Regions from separate parts of the Homo sapiens genome. Here region 2 is linked to region 1. A link is a loop called in an ENCODE intact Hi-C map of the cell type or tissue named here. Cell type or tissue: CD4-positive, alpha-beta T cell. All regions are shown on one strand. Each heading gives the region's core, and the rest is flanking DNA. Links, peaks and the distances in the headings are about the cores only.

The links. Hi-C counts contacts between places; a loop is a spot of excess contacts. Peaks named below come from ENCODE experiments on the same cell type or tissue, not always from the same donor. Only the 100,000 strongest peaks of a DNase experiment are listed, where the experiment ranks them.
Region 2: it touches region 1 in a loop (2.4-fold over the local background); 4 of 110 quality-filtered maps call a loop at or near these places.

What each region holds. Positions count from the first base shown.
Region 1 is chr3:179,190,581-179,199,627 of GRCh38, reverse strand. PIK3CA (phosphatidylinositol-4,5-bisphosphate 3-kinase catalytic subunit alpha) reads right to left here. Exons shown (of 21, transcript NM_006218.4): 2 at 451-878. The coding sequence starts at 802. Among named protein-coding and RNA genes, the nearest start is that of PIK3CA, 47 kb to the right of the region's middle. In CD4-positive, alpha-beta T cell, for the core only: no CTCF peak of the experiment used is centred there; a DNase peak (open chromatin) is centred at 3,337.
Region 2 is chr3:179,307,738-179,316,810 of GRCh38, reverse strand. No RefSeq gene overlaps it. Among named protein-coding and RNA genes, the nearest start is that of ZNF639, 11 kb to the left of the region's middle. RefSeq lists an enhancer at 7,068-7,117. In CD4-positive, alpha-beta T cell, for the core only: a CTCF peak has its summit at 625; a DNase peak (open chromatin) is centred at 540; H3K27ac peaks cover 158 bases.

The DNA of each region.
Region 1 (9,047 bases), core at 1-8,000:
TTTGCAAACAGGGAACTCTGTAGATTTGGAAGATCACAATAAAGTAAAAAAAGTACCGCTAGGTTAAAACAAATTTTTGATGAATGCATATATATTAAAAGTTGACAGTCCTGAATATTTTTAATATATAAAAAATAATATATTCAGCAATTTAGAGCAAAGGCAGCAAACATTCCTATCAATCATTTTTAAAAGAATAACAACACTGAGATATAACAAATCTAAGTCATCCCACAAATGACATTTCTTAAATAAAACCTTATGGAATAATATCAAGGTGTTAAAAATAGTTCCATAGTTCGATAGTAAAACATACTTTAGATTTATGATTTTTATTTAGAAAGCTATTTAAGATTACGAAGGTATTGGTTTAGACAGAAATATTTTAGAAAGGGACAACAGTTAAGCTTTATGGTTATTTGCATTTTAGAATAGGATATTGTATCATACCAATTTCTCGATTGAGGATCTTTTCTTCACGGTTGCCTACTGGTTCAATTACTTTTAAAAAGGGTTGAAAAAGCCGAAGGTCACAAAGTCGTCTTGTTTCATCAAAAAATTCTTCCCTTTCTGCTTCTTGAGTAACACTTACGAAAATGTAAGAAGATTCATCTTGAAGAAGTTGATGGAGGGGGTATTTTCTTGCTTCTTTAAATAGTTCATGCTTTATGGTTATTAATGTAGCCTCACGGAGGCATTCTAAAGTCACTATCATTCCATTTGGTAGTAAACATTCTACTAGGATTCTTGGGGGCATCAAGTGGATGCCCCACAGTTCACCTGATGATGGTCGTGGAGGCATTGTTCTGATTCTTTGCAAGTTTTACATATAAAACTACTTTAAGGAATTAGATGTATGGTTGTCCCAAAGCAGAAACCTAAATCAAAGAAGGAAAACATATGTTAAAAGAGACACAACTACAGAAGAATACATTTATAACACTGCTAAAATGTAAAAACTCATTTTCCATAGTTTGACTTGATTAGGCTAAGTAGTAATAATTCATCTTAAGTATTCTAATCTAGACTGTTGCTCTAAATTAGGCTACAAAGAATTTATTTCAGCAGAGATTAGAAAAACCATTTGTATTTAATTAAATTTAATAAAGTCATTTAAGAAAACACTATATTTGAGTGGATTCTCTAAGGTTTCATCAAGACAGAGATGAGGCTATGGGAAGAATGAAAAGTAAGTTGCAATTCAACCCAAAATTCCCATTGCATATCACCTTTATCATTCTCTTCTATCTTACGGAAAAACAGAATTTAGGCCAGAAACAATCTTTCAGATCATGGGTCCACTGCTCTTATTTTAAAATAAGTAAAACCATGCCTAGAGAAGTCAAATCCTTTTCCTTTTTCACTCCCTGCCCTCAACCTGTAATAATGAGAAATTTTATGGCTTAGTCTTTTGTCTTTCTTAAATCAATCTTTGTAATTTTCCTTTTTCTTTTTGTATTGATTCTTATCTAGGTGATATCTTAGACATTCTGTTCTTAAAGTATGATTTAGGTATATAGTCACAATATTAGAAAGTGTCATCAATGAATTTTCCTTGAAGTATGACGATGAATTTGTAATGATCTATTTACTTTCTCAAATAAACCAGTCCTAATACTTCTGACTGAAATGAATCTACACATAAATAAGATCCATGACTCTCTCTGTTAGTGCAATGTTCCAATCAGTTTGTAATATTTTAAGAACTATTAAGTATTATTATGAGTTGAAGGCCCTTAATTTTTTTAGACATCAACAATCTTGGGGGGTCTTTTAGAAGATGTTATCAAAATCCATAAAACACAAGTTTACTTCTTGCTGTTTATATTTTCTTTTACTCAGTGAGCGAAACTGTAAGAGTATATCAAAAGGCAAAGTGAGAGATACCAAATAAGAAAAAAATGAAAGTTAAGCTAGAGACATGAATCAAAAAGGCCCAGATAACCTACTATATTTGATTAGTCTATCAGATATTGTAGGTAAGAGCTATAAATGACACTATTTGCTTATGCACCAAAAGTGCATTGGTGCTGTCCCCAGGACTATGTTGGATGTGGGAATCTAATGACGAATAAGATAGACATGGCCCTTGCCTTCACAAGACAAGGCAAAGAATATGAAGATTATGTGTATGCTGTGTGTAGGGTAATTACATTCACACTTACAAAACAGAATAAATGCTATCCTGGAGAAGTGCCAGGTTCTATAAAAGCACATAATGCGGTCATCAAGTTTGGGGTGGGATGGTTTCCCATAGTAGGAAACATAAACTTAATCCTTTAAAGATAAGTGGCTGGGCATGGTGGCTCACACCTGTAATCCTAGCATTTTGGGAGGCTGAGGTGGGCAGATCACGAGGTCAGGAGTTTGAGACCAGCCTGACCAACACGGTGAAACCCCGTCTCTACTAAAAATACAAAAGTTAGCTGGGCGTGGTGGCATGCACCTGTAATCCCACCTACTCAGGAGGCTGAAGCAGGAGAATCACTTAAACCTGGGAGGCAGAGGTTGCAGTGAGCCGAGATCGCTCCACTGCACTCCAGTCTGGGCGACAGAGCGAGACTCCATCAAAAAACAAAGAAAAAAAAAAGATAAGCAAGAGTTGAACAAACACAACAAGAAAGAAGAGAGGAAACCTGCCATCCCTGACTCCTCTCTCCATCTCACACCAATCAACATCTAACCCATCAACAAGCTTCGTTAATTCTCTCTTTATTCTGTCTACATTCTTCAAATACCACTCTTAGTACCTTGGGCCGGCCATCAATATTTCTTGTCTGGACCACTGCAAAGGCCTAAATGGTCTCCCTGAATTGATGCCTGCCCCCTATAATCCACCTCCACCTCATAGCCAGTGTGACTTAAAGAGAGCAAGAGGGCCTAATTTGATTAGACATTTATGCTGTACCAATTCTTGGTTGCAAACAAATAATTATGGTATGCTTCAGAGTTATAACACACAAAGGATGTGAAGAGTAGGAATAGCAGAAATTATTAGCCTTTTTAGCCCCCACGAAAATACAGAAATTAACAGGAAACAATGAAGAATATAAGAAAAATATTTTTTGATAGTTGAAACTATTTTTCTTCAAACTTATAAAAGAGATCCACTGAAATTATAGAATTTAAAATAATTGTCCTTTTTCCTACATGTCAAAAATTTCATTGGCTAGTAAAAAGACCAGATGGATCAATCTGTATGAACAATTATAGAAGTGACTTAAATTTTTTTAAGCCTACAAAAAATCTGAAGAATGCAAGGGAAAACGCCAAATGACTACTTTTAAATGATGACATGCCTGCATAAAAAAGTTCAAATGAAAACAAAACCAAAACCACAAGCCACACAAAAACAGCAGCTGTGTTTATGATTTTTCTCTGCTGAATGGCACTGACAGGTCTCTATTATGGAACTACCAGAGCAACTATTTTATATAATAAATAACAACCCACAGGGAACCCTCATATGTTCCCTAAGTATTACCAAGAAAGAAACCTAGTTACTATAGTAGACAGATCACTGGTTTTATTCCTTATTCTACTGTAGTATATTTATGGGTAATTAACTATTAAATACTCAAGACACACCCTTTTCATTAAGAGAATAAATGTGATTATGGTAATAAAACACTTGTTGATCCTGGAAGGCAGGCACTGGTTGACATTCTGGTAGACAGAATGACAGCTTTTTTATTTGTCAGATGGTTTTTGTCTTCTCATGCCAGGCCTTATTCTGTACAAACCATTACCCCCAGGGTTCACATAAAGTGTAGAAGTGGCAAATGGAACTAACATTTGCTTTTTTAGTATGTACCATGTACATGGGTGGGCAGTAACACTTTTGAGGTAGATATTATCATTTTACATATGAGAAAACTGAAGATCAGAAGTGAAGTCACTTGCCTCCAATAAATGGATTTTGAATCCAGGTCTAGATTATTTTAAAGCCCATATTATAACCATGCTGTTATTTGGACTTCAGTTATGGCCAGGCAATATTCCCCAGTAGTGAATAAGAGAATGAGCTCTAATTTGAATCTACACTAGATTCAAATTTTGGCCCCCTTAGTCTATAGTTGTATGGCCTTGGGTAGTTTAATTTATCTCAATGAATCTCATTTTTCCCATTTGTGAAATTGGGATAATAATGGCATCTACTTCACTGGACTGTTGTGAAGATAGATGAAGTGATATATGAAAAATATGTAAGCACAGAGATCAGCACACAGCAAGCACCTAATAAATGTTAAACATTAGCAATAAACTTGTAAAGTATTGCCAACATTATCTTTTCAAGCTTATTAGGAATTATACAGTGCTGGCACCAGATGGGGAAGGAAACGGTTTTTGTTGTTGTTTTTTTTTTTCACCGAGAAGGCAAGTAAATAAGGAGCTTCATAAAGAAGTTAGATTTCAAGTGCTAATACCTGAAGGTGGCAAGGCTCACACACAAGCCTGGAAGAGTACTGAGTGGCTCAGATGCCGGTGCTTTCCCAGCTGCTTCCAGTTCCCCAGATTCCCAAGATTCCTATTGAAATGTTATAGCTATCTACAGCGTAGGTGTCAGGAATCCCTTGTTATCTGTCTCTACCCTGTGTTTTTTTTTTTTTTTTTTGAGAAGTACCTGCTTAATGTCAGGCTCTAGGCTAAGTATGGCACAAAAACAAAGGTTAAAAAGATGCCTTCCCTTCCACAGTTAAGGGTCTCATAGTTTACTGGGGAACGACTTTAACAATGTGATAACTGTTACAAGACAGAATATGAACAATGGAAAAGCCTGAGGAGATTAGGGAAGGCTTCAGAGAGGTAAAGTTTCAGTAGAATATTACAGATTAAAAATTTCACAGAAAGGGTATGGCCTGATGTAAGAGAGCCTATAGACAGGTGTTCTAGGTTGCCACAAGAGAGTGTGTATAAAGTCAGACCATGAAAGAATGCGGCCTGTTCCTAGCAATACAAGCTGTTTTTCATTACTTGAGTCTAAAGTGCATGGGAACAGGTGGAGTATGTGACAAAGAAGGAGAGGCAAAAGGTAGGTAGGGGCCAGATGTAAAACCATGTTAGAGTTTGAATTTTATGTTGTACACCGTTAGTAAAAAGGAGACTCTGGGCTGGGGGTTGTGGCTCACACCTGTAATCCCAGCACTTTGGGAGGCTGAGGCAGCAGGATCCCTTGAGCTGAGGAGTTCGAGACCAGCCTGGGCTCAAGACCCCATCTCTACAAAAAAACAAACAAATTAGCTAGGTGTGGTGGCACATGCCTATGGTCCCAGGTACTCAGGAGGCTGAGGTGGGAGGATCATTTTAGCCTGGGAGGTCAAGGCTGCAGCAAGCCGTGATGGCACCACTGCATTCCAGCCTGGGCAACAGAGCAAGACCCTGTCTCCAAAAAAAATAAAATAAAATAAATTCTCTGAAGTATTTTGAGCTAAAAATGACATGATGCTTTTAAAATGATTTTTAAATTCTCTCAGATTTCTTTAAAAATTGCTTTTCAAGTGTAGGTTATAATCAAATGAACATTAAAGTGTAAAAATTACATATTCTCAATTGTCTAGAGAAAAATCCCTAAAATTAAGAAATCAGAATATATAACATTTTAAATAAAAGGGCCTTTAGACTACAGAAAAAATTAAATACCAATAAAGAGGATGGGATTATTAAATTTAAAGCAATGGGGGGATAAATCACTATAAAATTATGAAATCATAATGTAGCTTGGAGGTTTGAGGTCACAGAATTAAAAATGTATTTACTAAAAATAAAACACTTTAAGGGTCAAGAAACCACTCTATTGAGGTTTTGAGTTCAGAATGCCAGGACTAAAGATTCATATGCATACTGACAAATCACTACTATCTGGAACTCTTAAGAGTAAATAAATTGGTTTTGCTTATCCTAATTTTCTACATATCGAAATAAGTTATTTCAATTTGAAGACTGTTCAAAATAGAGCAGTCCCATTTGCTTAGAAGAGTGTGTGTGCGTGTGCACAATTCACAATTTACCTTTTTGATGAATTATAGTCCTCATTACAAGCACCAATTACTGTGTTATATTAAAACACAAACAGCAAAACTCTTCAGGATTATTGAGAAATTTGGTGGAGACTTGGGGGTACATTTCTGGTCCTAAAACCAACAACCCCAGGTTGCTGAATGCCTCCCATTTCTTTGTTTTCTAGCAATCAATGGTCACTTCTCAGCGAAGGCCAACCTGCCTGATTACAGTAGCATCTCCTTCTTCTAGTCAGCATTGACATGTGACCACCATTTTACAAACTATAAACTAAAGGCCAACAGACCAAAAGATAATACAAGAGGCTCTGCTGTATGACCTTAGGAGCACAAAATATATGACAACAGATGCCTCGATCATCAGAGATTTTTGTTTACTTCTTGCTTCTGGTGTTAAAATTACTGTTAAAAGTTACTGTATTTAGGAAGGAAGTACTTAAAAATCTTTTGGTTCTCAGAAGGCCTGAACCTGTGTTAACTTGTTGGTATGGACTGGGTCTGCATCAGCAGTCCAACTGAGTAGACAGTACTACCCAGCAGAAGTAACGACGCCTTTAAGAACAACGTTAAGTAGCAGAAATAAAGAGTAAAAAACAGTATCAGATTCTCCATTGTCATTTGACTTTTATACTGGAAGGTTTCTTAATTCATTGGGCAATTCACTATTTTGAACACTTGATGTGTACTCTTTCAGACCAAGAAGACAATGACATCTTGACAGTTCGATTTTTAATCCCTAGATTGAAAGCCTTTCTATATTTACATTAGAACTCTATTTCTAGATTTCATTAGTTAAGGCAAGGGTCGTCAAAGCATGACCCACAGGCCAAATCCAACTCACCACTTGCTTTTGTAAATAAAGTTTTATTGGAACACAGGTAACAAACTGTGTTTACATAATGTCAACAATACTTTTGCACTGCAACAACAGAGTTGAGCAGATGCTATAGAGACCATATGGCCTGCAAAGCCTAAAATATTACTATCTGGCATCTTGCAGAAAAAAAGTTTGCTGATCCCTGTAATGTATTAGAATTACCTGGTATCAACCGCATAAGTGCCCAGTGGCTAAGAAGTTATCCCAAACCCTGCCTCTGCAAACTACAGTCCTATACAGTGTCAACCTAAGTTCTTTAAGCCCTTAAGTTAAAATCTTGAAATAGGAAAGTATCTCAGAAGTGATTTAAGTGGGTACTTTCATTGCTGGGAGCTTACTGCCTGACAGGGAACTTTTTGTGGAGTAATTCTGAAGTTATCCCTAAACATAGTTACTCCTAAATTATCTTGTTCATTCCCTCAGTTCCACTTTCTCTATCTCATCACATACTTGAAAGCTATTAGAATTTCCCCTGGGTCTTTTTCCACCAATTCCTTCAACCATAATTCAGGCAAGATAGTTTACCATCTCATTTTTGCCATCATTGGATATGCCCTTTTGCTAATATTCATCTCAAAATGTGGCAATGAAAATCTACTACAATATTCTGGAATCAGTATTTCCAAGGCAGAGTACAGAAAACTATTACTTGACTATGGATTACCAGTCTCTATAAATACAGCCTAAGATGTTTTCTGGCTTAACTACTTTAAAATATGCAGAAAGTATATTTTATATATTTCAGTTCAGGTTTCAATTTCAAAAGTGTATTATGTTTAAAATACTTATGTTTTTAGGCCAGGCGTGGTGGCTCATGCCTGTAATCCTAGCACTTTGGGAGGCTGAGGAGGGCAGATCACCTGAGGTCAAGAGTTTGAGACCAGCCTGGCTAACATGGTGAAACCCCGTCTCTACTAAAAATACAAAAATTAGCTGGGCCCTGGTGGCGGGAGCCTGTAATCCCAGCTACTTGGGAGGCTGAGGCAAGAGAATTGTTTGAACCTGGGAGGCAGAGGTTGCAGTGAGCCGAGACTGCGCCATTGCACTCTAGCCTGGGCAACAAGAGCGAAACTCCATCTCAAAAAACAAAACAAAACAAAACAAAACACCAAATACTTATGTTTTTAAAACATCGATATTGTACCTGCATTAAAAAGTCATTAAAAATAAGAAAGAAAGTTATTTTGAAGCATACCTCAGCACAATTGGCACAACTGGCAGCCTGAGCAATGCAAACAGCCACAATTTGCTAAAATAAGCAGCTTGTATTTTCTAGTTATTTATGTTCCACAAGTATAGAAGCTGTTTAAATGTTTGCTGAATGACCAACAGTTTGTAAAACAAGTTTTACCCATACTTTTAGATATATGTTCACAGAACATTTTCCACTCTCATTTTTGGATAGAGCCAACAGAAAAAAATAGTTTTGTGGCTAACTCAGTTACATCTCTTTATTTGCTCATGTTAGGGGTCAGGAAACTATACCCCAAAGTATGACACTTTGACATGATGAGTTCTTTGAACTAAAAAAGCAGCATCAGAACCAAGGTCTGACATTCCCCTGTACCTCTGTCTCTTCATCTTCTCTCCTCAAGTGAAGAAAGGGCTTTCTCTGAAGTTTCCCTTATCAAGACGGAAGTTCCTCCAGAAGGAATGGAATTGTGAACCCCATCTCTGGAATTTACATTAACTCCTATCACAGGAGAGGAGACTAGAGGTCCGCACACCCAAGACACCAGGCCCATACAGACTTTTCACCTATTCTTCTGAGGGCTACTATCTGAGAGACTTTATCCGCAGAGCAAGACAATTTTCGTTCACAGTACAGTTCTTCCCCTCACCCTCCAGGAGCCTTAAGCCCATATTTGTTTCTGTAGCTAAAAGTACTATTTAAGCTTCAGCCGTCTGGCCCTTATCTGAGTCTCATACTTTGTAGGACCCCTATGCATATGCATACGATACATTTACATGCCTTTTCTCCTGTTAATCTGTCTACTGTCAAGTTTATTTCTTGGACTCAAATACTGAGCCTCCAGAGGAGACAGAGACGGTTCTTTCACCCCCCTACAACCCATTAACGAGAGAGAGAGAGAAAAAAAAAGCTTTTCTGATTTTTAAATTACCAAATGAATCTTTAGTCTGATTTGGAACAG
Region 2 (9,073 bases), core at 352-8,351, 120 kb before region 1:
CACTATTATCCTATGATCCTGCCACATCCCCCTCTCCGAGAAACACCCAATAATGATCAATAAATACTAAGGGAACTCAGAGGCGGGCGTGGATCCTCCGTATGCTGAACGCCGGTTCCCTGGGCCCCCTTTTTTCTTTCTCTATACTTTGTCTCTGTGTCTGTTTCTTTTCCAAGTCTCTCGTTCCACCTAAAGAGAAATGCCCACAGGTGTGGAGGGGCAACCCACCCCTTCACAAATCATTATTGTGTTAAACTGTTAAGCTTTGGGGATTGTTTGTTATTTCAGAATCACTAGCCTATCCTGATAGTTACAAGGGCTAAATTTATGCATTTCTTCAGCCACAGTCTGAGTCTAAAGAACAGAATCTATTAAAAATCTATAGTTCAGTAATGTGCCTTTGGATTTCATTTGGATTCATTTAAGAAGCATTTATTAAAGCCTACTATTTTCAAGATAACTGTGGTGGCCATTGTGGCTGTTTTCACTTTCTTTCATGACTGTCTTCTAAGCCACTGTGGAGCGGGCTGTTTTACTTTCTTTTCTGACAGTCTTGTAAGGACACATTGAAAATCTTTGTAAATCTGTTAGAACTGTAATTTTCATGTTGCAGTTCTCAAGTCTTACACCAAGTGGTGCCACATACTAAATGGTAACCAACGGAGCTGCTTTTGATGATCAAGCATATCCAGAGTTTATCTAGTCCAAACTTTGAGTAGCCCAACTTAGCCACTTTGTTTTTCCTGTTATTGCTAATGAGAGTTTAAAACAACCTCAAAGGTGTACTTATTTGTAATAATTGCTAATCACACACACACACACACACACACACACACACACACACACACACAAAACAATCTCCTTGCTGGGGCAAGGTGGGGGTGAGGTGGGTCAGGGTAGGTGAACAAGACTCTGTGGTGTCTTTTCTGGTAGACTGTATGCTCTGTGAAGGTAGAAAATTTGTGTGTCTAATAAAAAACTAGCAAGGTACTGTCCCACAGTAATTTCCTAATAAGTATGCATTGTATGAATGAAGGACAAAAGGAAGGAGTGCATGAAATCCTTAGCACAGTGTAAATCTTCATACAATGTTTAGTTTATTCTGTGTGTTTGCCTAATAGCAAAAGGCTTACTTAGTAGGCATTTTTTCTCATTTTTAATTCCTTCCAAAATTATGTTTTGAAGTTTAAAATCTTTATTTTCGAATCGGAAAATTGATGTGGAATCTTAAGGACAAAGCTAGCATTAAAATGAGCTTTACTTAGTCACCCTTAAAGCTACAAGGTTTTCAGGTATTTTTAAGCCATTAAGAAAAGAAAAACGAGGGCCATATGTGGTGGCTCACGCCTATAATCCCAGAAGTTTGGGAGGCCGGGGCGGGTGGATTACTTGAGGCCAGGAGTTTGAAACCAGCCTGGCCAACATGGTATAACTCCATCTCTACTAAAAATACAAAAATTAGCCAGGCGTGGTGGGCGCCTGTAGTCCCAGCTACTCTGGAGGCTGAAGCATGAGAATAGCTGGAACCCAGGAGGCAGAGGTTGCAGTGAGCAGAGATCGCACCACTGCACTCCAGCCTGGACAACAGAGTAAGACTCTGTTTCAGAAAAGAAGAAAAACAAAAAGAAAATAAAAGAAAAAAAAAGAAAAGAAAAAGAAAAAGAAAAGCTTTAAAGAGGACCATCATGATAGTGAATACCGGCCTTAGTTTTTCTGCTCTTCATGGATGTAAAATCTCTTTATTTAAGAATTTTAAAATGGATTATGTATAATTGATTTGCTCATAAAAATGATGAGGTTTAGTATATCCAAAGGGTAGTTTGGACCATAATCCCGCTAAATGAATGTTTTCCGTTTTTAATCTGCATGCCTTTTGGGTATTTTTATGGCTTTTATAAGCTTTTTCAAACACACAGAAGAATAGGGAGAATAATAAATGAAACTTCTGTGTTCAGCACCCAGTTTTCAATAATTATAAAAAATTGGCTATACTTCTACTGGTTTATCTCTCTGTTTTTTGTTTTTTGTTTTGTTTTGTTTTGTTTTGTTTTATTGACACTGAGTTTCACTCTTATTGCCCAGGCTGGAGTGCAATGGTGTGATCTTGGCTCACCGCAACCTCCACCTCCCAGGTTCAAGTGATTCTCCTGCCTCAGCCTCTCAAGTAGCTGGGATTACAGGTGCATGGCACCATGCCTGGCTACTTTTTGTATTTTTAGTAGAGACGGGGTTTCGCCACGTTGGCCAGGCTGGTCTTGAACTCCTGACCTCAGGTGATCCGCCTGCCTGAGCTTCCCAAAGTGCTGGGATTACAGGTGTGAGCCACCGCGCCTGGCCGTATCTGTTTTTTCTGTCCTCTCTTCCTCTATCCATCCTTCCTTCTTTCTTCTTTCTTTTTATCTCTTTCCTGTGGCTATTTATGTATTTATTTATTTAGAGACAGAGTCTCAGTTTGTTATCCAGCTGGAGTGCAGTGGTGTGATCATGGCTCACTGGTAACTTTGAACTCCTGGGCTCAATCGCTCCTCCTGCCTCAGCGTCCTGAGCAGTTAGGAATACAGGCTCACACCACTAGACCTAGCTAATTTTTAAAATATTTTTGTAAAGACAGGATCTTGCTATGTTCATCAGGCTGATCTCAAACAATCCTCCTCCCTTGGCCTCCTAAACTGCTGGGATTACAGGCATGAGCCACTGCACCCAGCTTCTGTGGCATTTGAAGGAAACATCAGGTCATTTTACTTCTATGTACTTCTCTATAAAACATTATATCTTCTTACGTGAACATCAGTCATTTTCACACCTAACAAAAAATAACGCTAATTCCTTAATATCCTCTAGTACTGATATTTCTTTGTCCCGCAAATGTCTTTTTCCAGTTGGTTGTTCAAAACCAAGATCTAAACGAGGTCCATACATCAAACCTAGTTGTCATATCTCTTTAGTTTCATTTAAGCGGGAATAAACCCTTCCCACTTTTTCATGCCATTGATTTGTGAAAGATGAATTTATATATTTTTCTTTTAAATGTAAAAAGTTTTGTTATGAACAGAACTCCAAAGATCTGCATTGTAAAGAATCTTGCATCTCTGAGTCTTTCTCTGCCAGTTTGCAAAAAAGCAGACAAACATTTAAAATAGAGTAACTAGCTTTATAGGGACAAAGAGGATCTGTTTTTATGAATTTATTTGGCTCCATTACAATAAGGAAATTCATATTTTTCTTCCTTTTTTTTTTTTTTTTTTTTTTTGAGACGGAGTCTCGCTGTCGCCCAGGCTGGAGTGCAGTGGGGCGATCTTGGCTCACTGCAGGCTCCGCCCCCCGGGGTTCACGCCATTCTCCTGCCTCAGCCTCCTGAGTAGTTGGGACTACAGGCGCCCGCCACCTCGCCCGGTTAATTTTTTGTATTTTTAGTAGAGACGGGGTTTCACCGTAAGTTAGCCAGGATGTTCTCGATCTCCTGACCTTGTGATCTGCCCGCCTCGGCCTCCCAAAGTGCTGGGATTACAGGTGTGAGCCACCGCGCCCGGCCAGGAAATTCATATTTTTCAAGGAGAAACAAAACATTATTAAGTACAACACAGGTAATTTGATCATACTTTCCTAGCTTATCACTTGTAATATTTCTTGCTTCTCTGGCTGCTTAATTTTCTTTCCCTGTAAGGACCTGTGAAAATTAAAGGTTAAACCAAGATTGAGAGTTCCCTAAGCAGCATACATCTCACTCTCTTCCTTGTGAACTAAATCCTGATTTTACTGAGGACTACAGTGTGACCATTTTTTTAAAAAACTATGTTTTTCAGCCTCTCTTACAGATAAGGGTGGTATTAAGTTGCAGGTCTGGGCCGAGTGCAGTGGTTCATGCCTGTAATCCCAACACTTTTGGAGGCTGAGGTGGTAAAATGGCTTGAAGCCAGAAATTTGAGCCCAGGAGTTCGAGACCAGCCTGGGCAACATAGAGACGCTCCATCTCCACAAAAAATTAAAAAACTTGTGGGGCATGGTGGAATATGCCTGCAGTTCTAGCTACTCAGAAAGCTGAGCTGGGAGGCTGGTTTGAGCCCAGGAGCTTGAGATTACAGTGGGCTATGATCATGACACTGCACTCCAGCCTGGGCAACAGAGCAAGATTCTGTCTTAAAAAAAAAAAAAAGAAGAAGAAGAAGAATAAAGATGCAGGTCTGATCGATGAAATACATGTAGGCAGAGTTAGTTATAAGGGGCTATCAGAAAGCTCCCGCGGTGGCTCACCCCTGTAATCCCAGCACTTTGGGAGGCCGAGGTGGGCAGATTACGAGGTCAGGAGATCAAGACTATCCTGGCTAACACGGTGAAACCCTGTCTCTACTAAAAATACAAAAAATTAGCCCATCGTGGTGGTGGGCGCCTGTAGTCTCAGCTACTCGGGAGGCTGAGGCAGAATGGCATGAACCCGGGAGGCAGAGCTTGCAGTGAGCCGAGATCGCACCACTGCACTCCAGCCTGGGCAACAGAACGAGACTCTGTCTCAAAAATAAATAAATAAATAAATAAATAAATAAAATAAAATAAAAATAAAAATGGAGACAAAACCATTTATAAAGAGAGATGGCCCTTAAATGTATTTTTTAAATGCTTAAATTAATTCATAAGAATTTGAATATAAATTAAAACTACCTTGAGCTCTCACTTCTCACTGGCACATTGGCATAAATAAAACAATTTAGGCTGAGCGTGGCGGGCCAGGCTTGTAATCTCAGCAATTTGGGAGGCCGAGGCAGGGGGATTACTTGAGCTCAGAAGTTCAAGACCAGCCTGGGCAACATGACGAAACCCCAATCTCTACAAAAATTAGCCAGACGTGGTGTCACGTGCCTGTAGTCCTAGCTACTTGGAGGCTAAGGTGGGAGGATCACTTGAGCCTGGGAGATCAAGGCTATAGGGAGACGAAATCATGTCACTGCACTCCAGCCCGGGTGACAGAGTGAGACCCTATCTTAAAAAACAAACAAACAAAAAACCAAAAACTCTTTTAGAGAGATTGTAGGGAAATAAGCAATTTCATGAATGTAAAATGATACACCCCTTGACGCAAGATTTGAACAATACTAGCAAAATTACAGATAAATTTGCCATTTGATTAATAAATCTCACTTCTAGAAATTTATCCTTAAAACACACTAGCATGAATATGAAATCACATATGCACAAGGTGTGTTTGTGTGTGTAAGTGTTTTTATGTGTTGAAGCAAAGATTATAACATGCAATTTGGTGCTCATTATGTGAAGAGGAAATGCAGAAGATAATAGTATTTGAAAAATGGAGAGGGTAAAGGGACCTAAATGAAATTCGGCTTCTACATTTCACTCAAAGTGGTCAAACATCAAGTGAGTTTGTCAAACACCATTCATATGAGTAGGCTATGGTAAGTTGCATATGTATATTGCAATAACTAGAGCAAACACTAAGGAAACTACACAAAAAGATATACTCAAAAACACTACAAATAAATCAAGAGAAAAAAATTAAAAATCAAATAACCCACAAGAAGTTAAGAAAAGAGAAACAGAGGAAACAGACAGAAAACAAAATTTAAATAGCAGATTTAAGCCCTAACATATCAATAATTACTTTCAATGCAAATGGTCTAAATATGCTATTAACAGAGAGAGGTTGTCAGAGCAGATTAAGAAAATTGATCCAACAATGTTATGTTTATAATAAATTCACTTCAGGCTGGGCAAAGTGACTCACACCTGTAATCCCAGCACTTTGGGAAGCTGAGGAAGGAGGATCACTTGAGTCTAGGAGTTCAGGACGAGCCTGGACAACATAGCGAAGCCCCCATTTCTAAAAAAACAAATACAAAATACACTTCAAATTTAATGGCATAGATACACTAAAAATAGAAAAAGTAAAACAACTTAATAGATATCTATTTGATTTTTTGTAAGCTTTTGCTAACATTATTTATAGCAAGCAACAGTTCTTATCAAATATCTATGGATAGTACAAATTCAAAATTATTTTTGTTTTCTGCCAAATCCTTGATCCATTTTTAAAATAAGGCTTCCAAGCCAGGTGTGGTGGCACATGTCTGTAGTCCCAGCTACTTGGGAGGTTGAGGCAGGAGGATCGCTTGAGGTCGGAGTTCAAGGCTATAATCGCACCTGGGAATAGCGACTGAACTCCAGCCTGGGCAACATAGCTAGGCCTCATCTCTAAAAAATAAAATGAATCTTTTATTTTTAGAATAGCTTTAGATTTACAGAAAAATTGCAAAGATAGTACAGAGAGTTATCTAATACTTCTCACTTAGTTTTAACAATTATTGACATCTTACATAACTTCGGTACACTTGTCTCAACTAATAAATCAATATTGATGTGTTATTATTCACTAAAAGCAGTATTTACAAATTCATAAAACAGCCTTCTTAAATTTATGAGAGAGAGAGGGAGAAAGAGGAGTGTTGATAATTCCCATCTCATAGGATTATCCATGTTAGAAAATATCAACATTATTTATAAAATGCACATTATATGCCTGTGGTTATGCTACTCACTGAGGAATACAAAGCTGAATAAAACAAAGGTTCTCAAAGATTACGATAAACTAATAGTCTTCTGGATTGGACATGTTACTGGGTGGGGGGATGCAGGGTAGGGAAGTTTTCTTGGAGGACTTGTAGGAATCAGCTAAGTGACAAAGAGGGGGAAGTTTATTGGCCAAAGGGAATGCATAAATAAAGACAATGAGTAACATACATGTCTTGACATTTCTGGAAGAAGGGGTTAAATTTGAAATTGAATGTGTTTAGAGACAGGCAAAATGGGCAGGGACCAGGTCTGAGAGGGTTTTGTATGGCTTATTAAGAAGCTTAGACTTTGTCTTATAGCCAACAGGAAGCCATTGATAAATGGGGGAATAACCATTGCATTTGTATTCTAGTACAAGCAACAGTGCATTAGCAACGGATTTCTAGCCACAGTGATGTGGAATAAGGGTTGTTTCCCTGGAGATGGAAGAGTTAGAAACTATTGCATTGTTCTAGGTGGCAGAAGATAAAGACTTTGAAATAGATCAATGGTATTAAGGACATAAGAACCAGACAAATTCAAGAAATAGGAAGTGAAAGAGTCAGAACTTGGTTATAACAGAGTGTTTGGAGGTGAGGAAGAGGGAACAGTCTAGAAGGAATTCCCAGAGTCTGGCTTGTGTGACTAAGTGGCAGATTAACTGGCATAGGTAATGCAGGATGGGGAGCAAGTCTGCTGGGGAAAGAGGATGAGTTAAGTTTTGGTCTTGTTGAATTTGATGTACAGTTGGAGTTTAGTAGGCAGGTCAGACACTTCATAGAAGGAGCCAATCTGGGGATAGACCATATACTGTAAATTCATTGTCATAGCTTATTTGCATAGCACAGGGTTTCAGATTTATTCATTTATGATTCCTGTTTCAGTGTATTGTCTGCTAGTAACACTATCAGGTAGCTGTTGCAAGTGATAGAAATTCAATTTCAACAGTAACATATTGGTTCACATACAAGTGGGAGAAAAAGGACACAGAGAATGTAACTTGTGTCAACATTAGAGGGAGAGAGGTCATGAATACTTCAGAACCTGCAAAATGGATATATTTAATACAAGAGTTAACTTACTTAGCAGACCACAGAAAGCCAAGTTCTGTCAAAGTCCACCAGCCAGGGATCACCAGGAACACAACTGGAGTTAAACAAGTTATGTTCATTTAGTTTGCTGCAGCAAGGGAGAATACACCTCAGAGGAACCTTGGAAGCATCTCAGTAAGTGAGCATAGGGAACAGGCAGGGGCTCCTTATAGGACTAGATTTGTGCTGCATAAGGATTAGGAATTGGGCTGCCAACTGTGAGTGGGATATAGCCAAGAAGTGGGGGAATTTCAGCAATTGGATATCTCAGACATTTTTTTCAGGAGGCTGAGGAACAAACTCAGACTGAGGATGTCATTGGTAACAAAGCAGCAGTCACTTAGAAGAAAAGATTGTTAGTCTTTTTTTTTTTTTTAAAGTTTTACTTATTTATTTAGAGACAGGATCTTGCTCTGTTACCCAGGCTCAAGTGCAGTAGGTGCAATCATAGCCTACTGCAGCCTTGACCTCCTGGGCTCAAGGGATTCTACTGCTTCAGCCTCCTGAGTAGCTAAGACTACAGGTGTGTGCCAGCAATCCTGGCTATTTTTTATTTTTATTTTATTATTATTATTTTTTGTAGAGACAGGGGTCTTGCTATGTTGCCTGGCCTGGACTCAAACTCCCTTGCTATGTTGCCTGGCCTGGTCTCAAACTCCTGGTCTCAAGTGATCCTCCCACCTTGGCCTCCCAAAGTGCTGAGATTATAGGTGTGAGCCACCACACTGGGCCAAGGTTGTTGGTGTTTCTGCAACTGTGGTATGTTCTTACATAGAAAAGTTGTTTCTATGACCTTGCTCATATTCCTTGGAAACATTGTTCATGTTCTGTTAGGAATATCACAGGCTGATTACCAGTAAGGCTGGTTTTCATTTTCTTAAATCTAACTGCTTATAGGAGGGTGACTCCCAAGAAGCAGGCTGATTTTCATAGCAGAATTCTGGAAAGGTTTGAATTAGACACAACAGGCAAGAGTGGGTATGACTGGGACTAAAAACATGAGGAAGTCTGCATAAAAATGAAAGAAAGCAGTCAGGCCTTTAGAACTCTTTCTCTACATAGCCAGGCTACAACTTCTCACCCCAAGAGAGGATTGAAGCTTTACTTTCTAGAGAGAATTAGAGAGATTCTGGATTTAGAAATATGAGGAGTAGCAAACAGAAGAAAGATCCTACTAAAAAGGAACTGACAGAAAGTTTGCATTTTCTTTTTTTTCTTTATAATTCTTTTATTTTTTTTTTTTTAAGTTCCAGGGTACATGTGCAGGATGTGCAGGTTTGTTACATAGGTAAACGTGTGCCATGATGGTTTGCTGCACCTATCAACCCAACACCTAGGTATTAAACCCAGCATGCATTAGCTCTTTTCCCTAATGCTCTGCCCCTCCTCCACCCTCTCCTGACGGGCTCCAGTAAGTGTTGTTC